Regions from separate parts of the Homo sapiens genome. Here region 1 is linked to region 2. Evidence: chromatin contacts called from ENCODE Hi-C or POLR2A ChIA-PET data. All regions are on one chromosome and are shown on one strand. The core of a region is the stretch at or near the end of the contact, and the rest is flanking DNA. Distances in the headings are between cores, read along the strand shown.

Region 1 (6,408 bases), core at 3,422-5,921, 640 kb before region 2:
GAATGTCACCAGTGCATAGTGGGTGGTTGCCGAAGCCATAGATATATCCAGTGGATTGCTTTGCTCAAGCTCATATATAATTTTGGATGAAAGAAGCACAAAGTAAATTTCAAATTGAACCTTATTTTACTTGGGAAAGTGTACAACAATTGTAATAAATGTTTGTGGACTGACTGGATGAACATAAGGATAGAGAGGTGATTAAATGAATAAAAAGTATGAGTTCATGAAAATCAGTAGATGTTCTCTTTTACTTTATCTCATGACTTATTTCCATTTTAGCTCTGGCATGGAAAAAAAGGCAACATTTGGATGCAATACACAAAGATCTTTAAAAATCTGTGAGCCTTTTTTTTTTAATTTTAGAAATAGGGTTTCCCTCTGTTCCCCAGGCTGGAATTCAGTGGTACGATCATAGCTTACTGCAGCCTCGAACTGCTGGGCTCCAGCGATCCTCTCGTCTCAGCCTCCCACAGTATTGGGGCTATAGGCGTGAGCCACTGTGCCTAGCTGCTTTTCATTTCTAAAGCCTACTAATTTCAGACCATTTCATATGTGTTATTCCTATTTGGTATTGATGCCCTAGTAGTGGCCGATCAACTGCTTCCTTTGCAGCAAACTCAGATGGAGATGACCAGCAAGTGACAGACCTGTTCAGCAAGCAAACATATTATTTTGCACATGACTTCCCTTGAATAAATGTGAGCCTCCACTCTGCAATCCTTGCCGGAGACCAAGTGGTTTTAAAATAGAGACAGATGTGTGATACCACGCATTGGCTTGTAACACCCGTATCTTATACAAATGGCCACACTGTAGTCCCAGGGTCTGCAGAACAGACCAAGACTCCTTAGTAATCGATCACATCACTATCAAGGCAGCAAACAGGGAAGGGTGGAAACATGCCTTCCGCTGTCATTGATGGAAAATTGTACCTTGACAGGGAAAGGTAGTTCGGAGCCTTCTTGAATCATTGAGGAACTGCTTAAAATGCACATTTGTGGTCTAAAATGTCCAAAATATCTTAACACCTCACAACAGGCACCGAATGGTTTGGGCAATATCAGGTAAATTATGAATCCATTTTGTAGTTTGGGAAGGTCATTAGGACACAGATTCATTATCTGCTGAGACTTTTTTGTTGCTTTCCATTTATTACTCTCCTTTGAGTGAAATGGAGCTGTGAGAGCAGAGCAGAGACCTCAGTTCACTCAGCCCTGACACATTACTGGTGTCTATAATTTCACCATAAATTTGGAGAGGGAGAGACAGAAATTGCAAATGCAGGGATTTAAATCCCCTTGTGCTGCATTTGTTAAGCTGAGCAGATTGTAAACTGCCTCTTGCAAATACGATATGCATCTGGGCATCAAGCTAATAATTCTGAACCACAGAATCATTCATTTGTGTGATGCTTCCCTCCAGAAGTTTCTGAAATTGCTTCTGTAGTCATTATGTATCCCAGAGCTGTTCAGTTTTAGTCTGAGGATTAGAGAGACGATCTGGCTAAGGAAGTGAGAGGCCTTTTTCAATGAGATGGAAATGACAAATTTTTCTGTGTACATCATCACAATCTTTACAAATTATGCATTTGAAGTACTTGGTTTGGGCTTTTCTGAGGAAAGCAAGGAGAGATGTGTAGAGTCATCAACTTTGTGTTAGAAACTTACAGGCACATCGATGACAAATAAATTCAAATCATTTAGACACTCTCATGGACACTTCTGGCTCTTCTAGTGAAAAACAATCTGTGTGTTTTTACACTTTCTGTCTCTGGCAGGGCCCTATCCTCTTACCTCCCTGATCAGAAGCAATTTCTTTTGCTTCCTGTTTTGATTTCTAAAAATTTAGTTACATAAGTATTCCATTAATATATTTCATTATACAAACATAATTATTGCAAATAACATTGCAGTCCCTTTTGATTATTGTGAAATTCTGATGTTTTCCCCCACCTATGGCACCCCCTTTCACTTCTGGTTATAAGCAATGTTAACAGTTTCATGTGTATCCTTCCGGATCTTCTAGGGGTGTGTGTGTGTGTGTGTGTGTGTGTGTACAAAGATGTTATTGTAGACAAATATCATACTACAGCTTCTTTTTTTTTTCACTCAATTACACATCTTGGAGCTGTCACTACAGGGATCTATTCCATTCTTTTCATTTGTTTTTACTGTTGCATAATATTCCAGAGTATTTGTGCACCACCATTAACTTCTTCAGGGCTTCTGAATTTTCACTGCAGTCTACCTTACCCTGAAGAATCTTGAAAGACCCCTCAAACAGCAAATTCTTCAAAGTAAAAAAAGAGTACATCGTATTAATTTTACTGGGAAAAAGCTTACTCATTTCTAAGCTCCCCAATCATAATCATTAATGCTATACCACCAAATACCATTAAAATGAGCACCATTACTTCACAGTTAACATTTCCTAATGTAACTCAACCAGATATTTTCCCACAAATTACCCTATAGTACAGCTATTTCCGTTCTCTCATTCAGCGTTTACAGATTATACACAGAAGACTTTGACCTATTTGTTAATTCAACAAATCATTATTGAGCACCGACTATTTGCCAAGCACTGCTGTGGGTGTTAGGAATATGGTAACAAACAGAACACAGAAAAATCCCTCCTTTCCTGGAATCTACATCCTCGTGCAAGGCAGATAACAGAAAAATCGGTAGGATATAAAGGATGTTAGACAGTGGTATGTCCTGAAGAGAAAAAAATACGAAGGTGGGAAAGGTGGTTTATTTAGAAGGTGGTTTTTGAATAAACACCTTCAAGAAGCGAGGGAGGAAGCCGCGCGGATGTCTGGGGGAGAAGCCTTCCTGATCAAGATACCCTGTGGGAACAAATGATTTTTTCTGACAGAGAAATGGCCGGGGTCTTTCTGTCCTGCAGTTCATCATTTGGGTTCTTGTCCTTTATCACTTCCTACCAGTGGAATTTTTTTCCCAAGGAGAGTTGACTAGAGCTCTCCTGCAGAAATGTCGAAAGGCGATCATATTTTTCAATGAGAAATGAATCACTCAACATACAAGGTTTATAACATGAGGGAGACCAGGGCACATAGGGCACTCATTTTCTCCTGGGATCAGGGGTGCTGGCAGGAGAAATGTGGTTGGCTCTCTGACAGAAAGATTTGTGGAGCAATTTGTCTCTGCTTGAGGCCACAGGACAGAGAGCAGGGAGGGGGAGGCCAAATATTAGCTGAAAGAAGGGAACTCAGACCCAGGAAAAAATGAGCAAATTTTCTTCTTTATGACTGGGTATCTGCTTCTCCATGGCTATGTTTAGCATTCTACATACTGCTTGGATATAAATCCCAGCTTTTCTAATTCTTAGTCGGATAATCATAGGCAGATCACTCAATCTCTCTGAGCTTCATTTTCCATCTGTAAAATGGAAATGATAATAATAGTAGCTATCTCCTAAGGTTGATATGGAGGATTAAATGAGATTGTAGAGGTAGAGACTGTGTACTTTGTGTCTCAAACATAGCGACTGATCAGTAAGTATGCCATCATCATCACATCACTATCACCACCACCATGATCATTAGTTCCTGAGCTTAACAGGAAACAAGTTCAGGGGTAGAAAGGCATTATTCAGTACTTCTTTAAACATCAATCAGTGTCTCACAGAGCTTGGTACTGAAGATTCAGCTTAAAGGCTGTCTAGATAAGTAAACAAACCCCACGCTTTGGGAAGGTAGGAGAGGGTTAAGGATTTTCAGGAAGGTGGTTATGTACAAATGGGCTTCCTTGGCACCAGAGAAGGGGAAGGGAGAAGGAAATGGAGACGTTTTTGTGATATCAAAGTCACCTGTGAGACAGGATGCTGAGTCGATGATGACCAGGAAACTGCTTGATGTAAACGTCTGTGAAATGATGAAGAGGCCTGTGGTGAGAACCACCCAGAGGCCAAATAACCTCATGTGGCTGCATTCTGTGTCTCTTTAGTCTCAGTTTGTTCTCAGTTGCATGGAAACAACCAAAGTTGACAACCAAATCTTTCAGCTACAAATCTACCTCACAGCTCAAATCTACCTTAGAGCTAATCTGAGCGTGCAGGTGTCTCTAAAAATAACCATGTTACATTCGTTTTGTTGGGAGGCTCTGTCTAATAGTTAAAAATGCTCGCTAGCTAGTCAGGCTGAACTGACCTGAGTTTGAATCCTGGCTCTTTTTTTTTTTTTTTTTTTACTAGTTGTGTAATTCTGGACAAGGTAGATAATGTCTCTGGGTCTCAATGTTCTCATTTGTGCAGGGACATGATAATATCTACCTAATAGGGTGATTACGGAGATGAAGCGGGATAATGCAAATAAAATACTCAGCACAGTGCCCAGCACACAATAAATGCATGTTGGTGATTATGACCGAATCTTTTGTATGAATTGTTTTCTGGTTAATGGGGAAATAAGACAAAAAAATGTAGAGGAAGAGAAGGGAAATAAGAGATATGGAAAAGAGGGGCAGGATGTTAAAAGCTGATCCTGGAGACAGGTACTTGGTGATTGCCAAAAAAAAAATAAAATCCTGAGAGAGAAAAAGGATAAAGATGGCAGAGACTCAGAGGCAGAAGCTCAGCCTTGTTTTTTGCCAAGCTTTCATCCATCTGGCCTTGGCTTCTGTGCTTGCTTTTCCTTCCAAGTGGCAGCTTCCAAGCCTGACGGTGAAACCCAGGGCCGGGAAATAGAACATCTCTGGATCACCCTAAACTTCTGCACTCAGTGAAGGCATTTAAGAAATAAACATATTCTTCTTTTGCAATATAGAATTCCTTTGAGACTAATACAAGAGACAAGCCTGTCAAGTGAGTCAGCAGTGACCACAGGCTGATATAATCCAATTGCTTTTTGGCTGACAGCTCAGGCAGAGAAAAATTCACTCTGATGCAAAGGTAAATGTAGTTTAAATCTCAACACAAAATTCTGATCCTCCCTAATCAGCTTCTATTCCCAGTCTATGATGACCCCAGACACCAGAAATAGCAGAAATACCATTAATACATTTCCTACTGTTTGGGGTATAATAATTTAATCATTGGTAAAGGTAAAATGTTCAAAGGGTAGAATAATTCAGATTATTTTCAGGGTCTAAGAAAAAAAAATAGGCCAGGTGTGGTGGCTCACGCCTGTAATCCCAGCATTTTGGGAGGCTGAAGTGGGGAGATCACATGAGCTCAGGAGATCGAGAGCAGCCCGGCCAACATGGTGAAACCCCGTCTCTACTAAACAAATACAAAATTAGCCGGGTGTGGTGGTGTGCACCTGTAATCCCAGCTACTCGGGAGGCTGAGGCAGAATTGCTTGAACCTGGGAGGCAGAGGTTGCAGCAAGCCGAGATTGCACTACTGCACTCCAGCCTGGGGGACAGAGTGACAGTGTGTCTCAAAAGAAAAAAAAATGAAAAAAAGAAGAAAGAAAGAAGAAAGAAAGAGAAGAAAGAAAAAGAAAGAAAGAAAGAAAGAAAGAAAGAAAAAAAATAGAATATCTTTCCTCAGAATTGGATAATAGTAGATATTCTAGTGCACCATCCAGCACAGATGGACATACAGAAAATGAACATAAACTTGCATAAGTGATGAGATAATCTAGAAAAATACAACACATGGTTAACTATATCCTTTTTTTCTTTTATGGGAAGAATGGCTGGTCTGAATAGACTCCTATGGTGTTATGAATTCTAATCAACTACAAAACCAGAGCGAAACTGAAGTTCTAAAATGGATTTTCAGTATGATCTCTTCTGATGAGCCTTTGCAAACACAGTAATTTAAGACACCAAGTTGAAGCCTGGATCTGCATATCAAAATGTAGGGCACGCTTACTTAGGAGGAAGATCAAAGGGCAGTTTTTACATTATAGAAAAAACTAGCTTAACCCTGAAAAATAATTGCTTTTATAAAAAATTAAATCATTTGAAGTCATGTATTATGATCAACCCCATCTGTTCAACACACACACACACACACACACACACGTTTTTAGGAAAGATGAGAAATTAAATGTTCATTTCAAATTGTTGCTAAATTGCTTTCCTGAGATGTTATATCCTGGACCTCCGGGATGGCTATGATTGGAATCTGTCTGCCTTTATTTCTAACATGAAAACACCATGGCCCGCCTGTGCAGAAGGTGACTTCCCAGGTATCTGAGCACCTTGGGGAAGCTAATTTCTACAAACCGCAAAGGAACTCTCTTATTTCCCTATTCAGGCCCCTACCTTGTATTCAGCACTTTACTTCAGCCTGCCGAAGGCTGAACTTCCTTCAACCCCTTTGAGCCCTCATCTGAGGTCCATAGTTCCTTAGCTGGTATTGCTGAGGCTGTAGCACATCCTCACTCACCCCTGCCAGGGCCTCAGCTCATCACACTGCTCATTTAGCTATGAG
Region 2 (6,403 bases), core at 3,435-5,934:
AATCCCAGCTACTAGGTGGCTGAGGCAGGAGAATTGCTTGAGCCCAGGAGGTGGAGGCTGCAGTGAGCTGAGATCATGCCACTGCACTCCAGCCTGGGTAACAGAGCCAGACTCTGTCTCAAAAAAAAAAAGACAAGACAGGAAAGGAATAAAAGAATAGCTACTCCGTAGACAGAGCAGCCCCAAGGGCTGCTGGTTGCCCATTTTTATGGTTATTTCTTGATGATATGCTAAACAAGGGATGGATTATTTATGCCTCCCCTTTCTAGAGCACATAGGGTAACTTCCTGATGTTGCCATGGCATTTGTAAACTGTCATGGTGCTGGTGGGACTGTAGCAGTGAGGATCCTACACTCATTGCCATCTTGATTTTGGTGGGTTTTAGCTGGCTTCTTTATTTACTGCAACCTGTTTTATCAGCAAGGTCCTTATGACCTGTGTCTTGTGCTGACACCCTATCTTATCCATTGACTTAGAATGTCTTAACTGCCTGGGAACACAGCCCAGTAGGTCTCAGCCTCATTTTACCCAGCCCCTATTCAAGATGGAGTTGCTCTGGTTCAAACGCTTCTGACACAATGGCTTCCAGTTGTACATGCACAACTGAAAACTCCACCATGAGGATGATGATAATGGTGATTTCAAAGTGTTTTCACAGTTGAGCCAGATAACAGCCTATGAGCACACAGAACAGGTGAATTAAGCTTGTGTCACAGATGAGGAATTGAGGAGCAGAAAGGTACAGGGTTGAGTCCAAGGCCACTCAGCTGGTTCCCTAGGAAGCCCAGACTAAGAGATCAAGGTCCTGTGAATGACGCTACATCATTGAATGCCCATTATAGCACTATGACCAGCAGGTTCTACAGGCCCTCGTTCATGCTAAACAAATAGACTATCACCATTATTAAAATAGGGTAATATGGCATTTAAAGCAAGCTACCTTTGGACACATTGCCTAGGATGTGTTTCCAATGCAAAAATGGGACTCTGGGCCCCTTTTCATGAATAGTACACTTTTTAAGTTAAAATTTTATTTGAGTGGGTCATTCACTTACATGACTCAAAAGTCAAAATTCTAAAATATAGTATACCTGAGAAGTATACTAGCTGCCACTTCTTTCCGTTAATCCAATCTTTCCTCTTCCTTTTCTCCCTTGTTGGTAAATCATTTTTATTACTTTTTTTTAACCCTACCTATGTTTCTTTATGAAAATACAAAGTACAAAATGTGTATTCTTATTCTTATTTCTTTGTAGTCTTACAATAAAGAGAGTGTATCTAGTGCGTTTTGAATTGGTTTTCTGGAAGTGGTGGTGGGCTTTGCTATACCATCCCCCTCTTACCTGGGAACCGCAGGGATTGTAGAATTGATCTCCAGACAGCTCAACTGTGACAGAGAACACAAGAGTTCTAGCCATGAAGGCTCCAGTTGGATCAGTTTGCCCCGTAAACCTAGGTCCCTCGTGAAACCAGAACCAGACATGGCTGTAGCCAAGGGAAGCCTGGGATTTTCTGCCAACCACTGACTGAGGCAGCCAGTCGATTCACAGGGAAAAGCTATCTAGAAGCTGCTCTGGACTTGAAAAGACAGATCAGACCAGCACAGATGGTCTCCCCACCCACCGATTATGGGTTTACCACAGTGGCTCATGCGGAGGAACTGGAGACAGACCTGGGGCCCTGCAGTCTCCATGCTGTTGACATGGCAGGTCCCAAGGAGAGGGCTGGGGGGTTGGGGGACAGTGTGCATTACAGAATCACTGTTGTCCCTGGTATTCATTTGCCAGGGCTGCCTTTAAACACAAACTGCGTGGCTTAAACAACAGACATTTATTGTCTCATGGTAATGGAGGCTAGAACTCTGAGATTCAAGTGTCTGCATGGTTGGTTTCTTCCAAGAGCTGTGAGGGGCACGTCTGTTCCAGCCTCTCTCCTTGGCTTGTAGACGGCCCTCTTCTCCCTGTTTCTCTTCACGTTGTCTTTCCTCTGTGTGTGTCTGTCTGTGACCAAATTCTCCATTTATACAAGGTCATCAGTTACACTGGGTTAGGGCCCACCCTATGGATCTCATTTTAACTCGATACTTCTGTAAAGACCCTATCTGCAAATAAAGTCACATTCTGAGATGCTGGGGGTTAGGATCCCAATATATCTTTCTTTTCTTTTCTTTTCTTTCTTTTTTTTTCTTTTTGATAGAGTTTCACTCTTGTCGCCCAGGCTAGAGCGCAGTGGTGCAATCTCGGCTCACTGCAACCTCCGCCTCCCAGTTTCAAGAGATTCTCCTGCCTCAGCCTCCCAAGTAGCTGGGATTACAGGTATGTGCTACTACGCCCAGCTAATTTTGTATTTTTAGTAGAGATGGGGTTTCACCATGTTGGCCAGGCTGGACTCGAACTCCTGACCTCAGATGGTCCACCCACCTCGGCCTCCCAAAGTGCTGGGATTACAAGCAAGGAGACCTAATCCAGCTCATATCATTCCTTTTCAGACCCACAGTCATCCTCTCCCGAAGCGCTGGCCTCACATCCCCATTCCACCGTTGAGAAAAAAACCACAGAGAGCCTGGGGAAGTGTTGTATTCCTTGAGTATATTGTGGAAGGAGGGAGGCAGTGTAAAACCTCTGCTTTAAAATGTGTTGCATATATTCTCTCTATACTAAATATAATATGGTTCTCATTATGGAGAGTAGGCTCTGTCATTTTCAACAAATCCTTTCTTTGTCTTTATTAAGTCGAAGGCAGGAAAAAAATCCCCCCAACTATTGTGCTATAGACAAAGCTCTCCTCACCAGCCTCTCTCCTCACGCACAGCCCTGACCATTGGAGCTGAGACCCCAATGCCCAGATCTTCAAAATCACATACTCCTTTTACTCTGAAGTAAGATTTTTCTTTATCTTACATTTTCAAATATATACTAAGCCGAAAGATAGATCACTCCCTATAGCTGGGCTTTTGGTGGTGTTGATCATTTTAGCTTTGTTTCTGTTAAATCCAGCCTGACATCTTTGCTGAGATGCTGTGACAAACACTTTGGACCCATGACTTGGCACAACTGGGTGTGGCTTGGCCTGCCGCCCATCAGGCAGGTGAAAACAGCCCAGCTCAGTTCGAACATGCTCCAGGGATTCGGCACCTGGAAATCCCCACAAAGCTAATTCCATTCCAGATCTTTCTCAACACCCAGAGGAGGGAGCACAAGGCCCAATTGTCCTTACAACTTTCCCTGCCCACAATTCTATATTCTGGGGAGGTCACGGGGACAGGGGGTGAGGAGGACCGTATATTAATGAGTGTGGGTTCTTAAGTCATAAAGTAGATTTGATGCCTTAACAGAGCCAGGGACCAAACATCCCCACCCCTGTAATTCGGAGGGAGGACACTGGGTAACCCTAGCCTACATCAAGCCCCTCCACCAGGCTTAGCTCAAGAAAAATTTTTCACAGGGCTGTTGCCTTTGTGATTTGAATCCCTTGTTGTTTCCCATCCTTCTTGTTTTCTTGGGTTCCATCCTTATTTTCCACGTGTCTTGGGCTCCATCCAATGCTGAGTAATGAGTCAGAGTCAGAAGCTTTAAGGAGTTAAACCACCGCTCCAAAGAGGGGAGTAACTTACAGCTCCAGGCACCAGGTGGTGGGGCCCCTTCCTGACCCACAGTTTGTGGCCTCAAGGTGCCCATAGGAGCAGTTGGGTGTAGCCAGGGTGGGGTGATTCATTCTATTTTTCCAGCCTCACCTCCCTCTCTGGTCTTCCTGGGGGAAGTCACTTACTTCACACAAGACGTGACAGCCCATAGGGCGTGGCTGTCCTTCCTTCCCTCCTCCCTGTCCCATCCTACCCCACCCCAGGTTCATCTTTGGAAGGATTACAGTCCAAAGTGCCTTGGGGCAAAGGAAATGTCTGAAACTGGGATGGGTGTGACAGTGTTTCTCCTTGCATGACCTTGGTCTGTGACACATTCACTGTACACCCTGCTGGCCCCAACTGCTGGTGGGTGGATGCCTGGGCTGGTCTGGAAATAAAACGGGCCTGAAAGAAGGGCTTGAGTGAGGTGCCAGGCACTGGAGTGAGCTCCCAACATGCTTTGTGCAACAGGATAGCAAGATGAAGACAGTAACAACCACCAGCATTTGCTGATTACCTTCCCTGTGCCAGGCACTGTTCAATTTAAGCCTCCCCATAATCCTATGTGGTAGATCCTGTTACTATTCCCATTTTCCAATGAGGAAACTGTGCCACAGTGAAATCCAAAATCACGCCATTAATACAAGGTGGAGCCAAAATTCTAACCTGGCTCTGGAGTCTGGCTCTGGAGTTTACACTCTTAGCTTTGTATTAACAAAAACATGGGTATTATTGTCCCCATTTTACAAAGGAGCAAAATCAAGTGCCTTGCCCAGTTCCACACTGCCAGGGAGAAACAGTTGGGCCAGGCACCCAGGAGTCTGACTCTTGTCCACTGCCGAGCTGCAGGGTGGGGAAGCTGGGGAGGCATGCTAAGAGTCAGGATGTAATTGCATCCTGCGTGCCCTTCTCCACTCCAATTTCTACCCTCCTCCTGAAGCTCTGAGCTCTCCTTTCAGGTAACAGGAAGCTACAAGAAAAAGAGCCAGCTAGGGAGTGAACAGGTGAAGAAATCAGAAACCTGCACCTGCCAATCCAGGAGTCAGTCCAACACGCCTTATGGAACTGACACCTGCCCGCCCAGGTGAAGAGTCCAGGTGCCTTGGGCAAAGGGAGGTGAACGTTAGAGGAAGTTAGTTTCCAGAAACATGAATGTGGAGTAGAAGAGAAAATAAACAGGGCCAAGCAAGACATGATGAAATAGGTTGGAAATCAGAGACCCTTTTAGTTGAAAAGAACTACAGAAGATAATGAGTCTAAACCAAATCTCTTGTTTTATTAATAATGACAGCTAACATTGACTGGTCACTTATCACATGCCAGGCATGGTGACAAGTGTTTTCCTTGTACCTAGAGCAATCCTATGAGGCAGATGCTATTTTTTTTTTCCTTCATGAGGGAGCTGAATTAGAGGTTAATTGGGCCAATAAGAGTAGATCCAAGCAGTCTTCCTCACTCCAAAGCCCACATTCTTTCATACCTTTAACCTTTTATGATGGAACATTTTAAACATACACAAAATTAGAGAGAATATTATAATGAGAGAATATTATAATTAGAGAGGATATATCATAAGTCCATTGACCAGTTGCAAAAATTATCGACACAAGACAGATCTTATTACATCATCGCTCTCCCTATCTGTCTTCTATTACTAAATTATTTTGAAGTAAATGGCACACATACTATTTCTGTATCATATTATTCTGTTATTATCCATACATACTTTAGTATGTATCTCCAAGAAGAACTTTCACAATGGCACTACCAGTGTTACTTCCAAAGAAAATAACAGTAATTTTTCAAGTCATCAAACATCCAAACCCTTTCAAATGTCTCAGATTTCCTGTAAATGTATTTCTACAGTTGCTTTGTTTGCATTGGAAGAAAAAGCAGTTCACACATTGCATTTGATCAACTCTCTTAAATCTCTATCAGCTATATAGGCCTCCTTGTCTCCCTGACATTCTCTTGTTAAAGAAAGAGAGTGATTTGCCCTGTAAATTTCTCACCTTTTAGATTTTGCTGATTATATCACTGTGGTGTCATTTAACATGTTCCTCCATTCCCTGTATTTTCTGTAAACTGGTAGTTAGATCTAGTGGTCTGATTAGAATCACATTGAATTGTTTGGCAAAGATACCTCATAAGCAAGACACAATCAAGGACCCTAAGCTTAAGATTACTTCTTTCTAGAAGATGAAGTCTCTGTTCCAAGCTCACAAAGCTAATAAAGGACAGAACAAGGCCTGGAATTCAATATTCTGCCTCTAGGTTCCTGTCCTTCCTCCCCATCACAGGATTTGAATCTAGTCTCTCCTCCTTGGAATGGAAGGTTGTCATTAAATCTTCTACCTCCATTATGACAGAAGGAGCAAGAGAGGAGCAGTGGGAAGGTTCAAACCTTCCTCTGACATACGGCAATATTTTTATTTTAAACAGATGCTGTGGGGAGAAGTCTCCTCAAGCCTGGGTGGGGCTATGCACAGTCTGCTTTTGCCAGAGGACTGGAAGCACTTAACACAGAACTCTGGCACAGAGCATCATTCTTGTTCCCCCTCTCTCCTTTTAAACACTGAGAACCAATTTACCTGAGTGAGTGCCGAAAGGAACATTTCATCCCTTTGCCTTACTCATTTTAATCGGAGGGAATGAGGTGTGTGTTCTTGCTCGCTGGCGGTGCTAGACGCCCGAGGAGATGCATGGAATTCCTCTTGGGTGAATAGGAAATAGAAAAGGAATAGCTAACGAAGGTGGCAACTATTCTGTGCCCTTTAGAA

Evidence for each region. Hi-C counts contacts between places; a loop is a spot of excess contacts on that map. ChIA-PET counts read pairs that join two places held with the same protein, here RNA polymerase II (POLR2A). Pooled maps may share reads with other maps.
Region 1: a pooled map shows a loop between it and region 2 (2.4-fold over the local background). The contact joins two enhancer-like sites. A Hi-C loop is called at or near these places in 1 of 37 single-sample maps with no recorded cell type and 4 of 50 pooled maps. POLR2A ChIA-PET finds 5 or more read pairs at or near these places in 1 of 52 experiments (activated CD4-positive, alpha-beta T cell).

What each region holds. Positions count from the first base shown.
Region 1 is chr4:38,947,079-38,953,486 of GRCh38, reverse strand. No RefSeq gene overlaps it. Among named protein-coding and RNA genes, the nearest start is that of TMEM156, 82 kb to the left of the region's middle. Within about 2 kb of position 4,671, at least 10 of the 41 ENCODE cell types and tissues checked have a DNase peak (open chromatin) inside an H3K27ac peak, as active enhancers do.
Region 2 is chr4:38,311,617-38,318,019 of GRCh38, reverse strand. No RefSeq gene overlaps it. Among named protein-coding and RNA genes, the nearest start is that of LINC02513, 52 kb to the left of the region's middle. RefSeq lists an enhancer at 1-91. Within about 2 kb of position 4,684, at least 8 of the 41 ENCODE cell types and tissues checked have a DNase peak (open chromatin) inside an H3K27ac peak, as active enhancers do.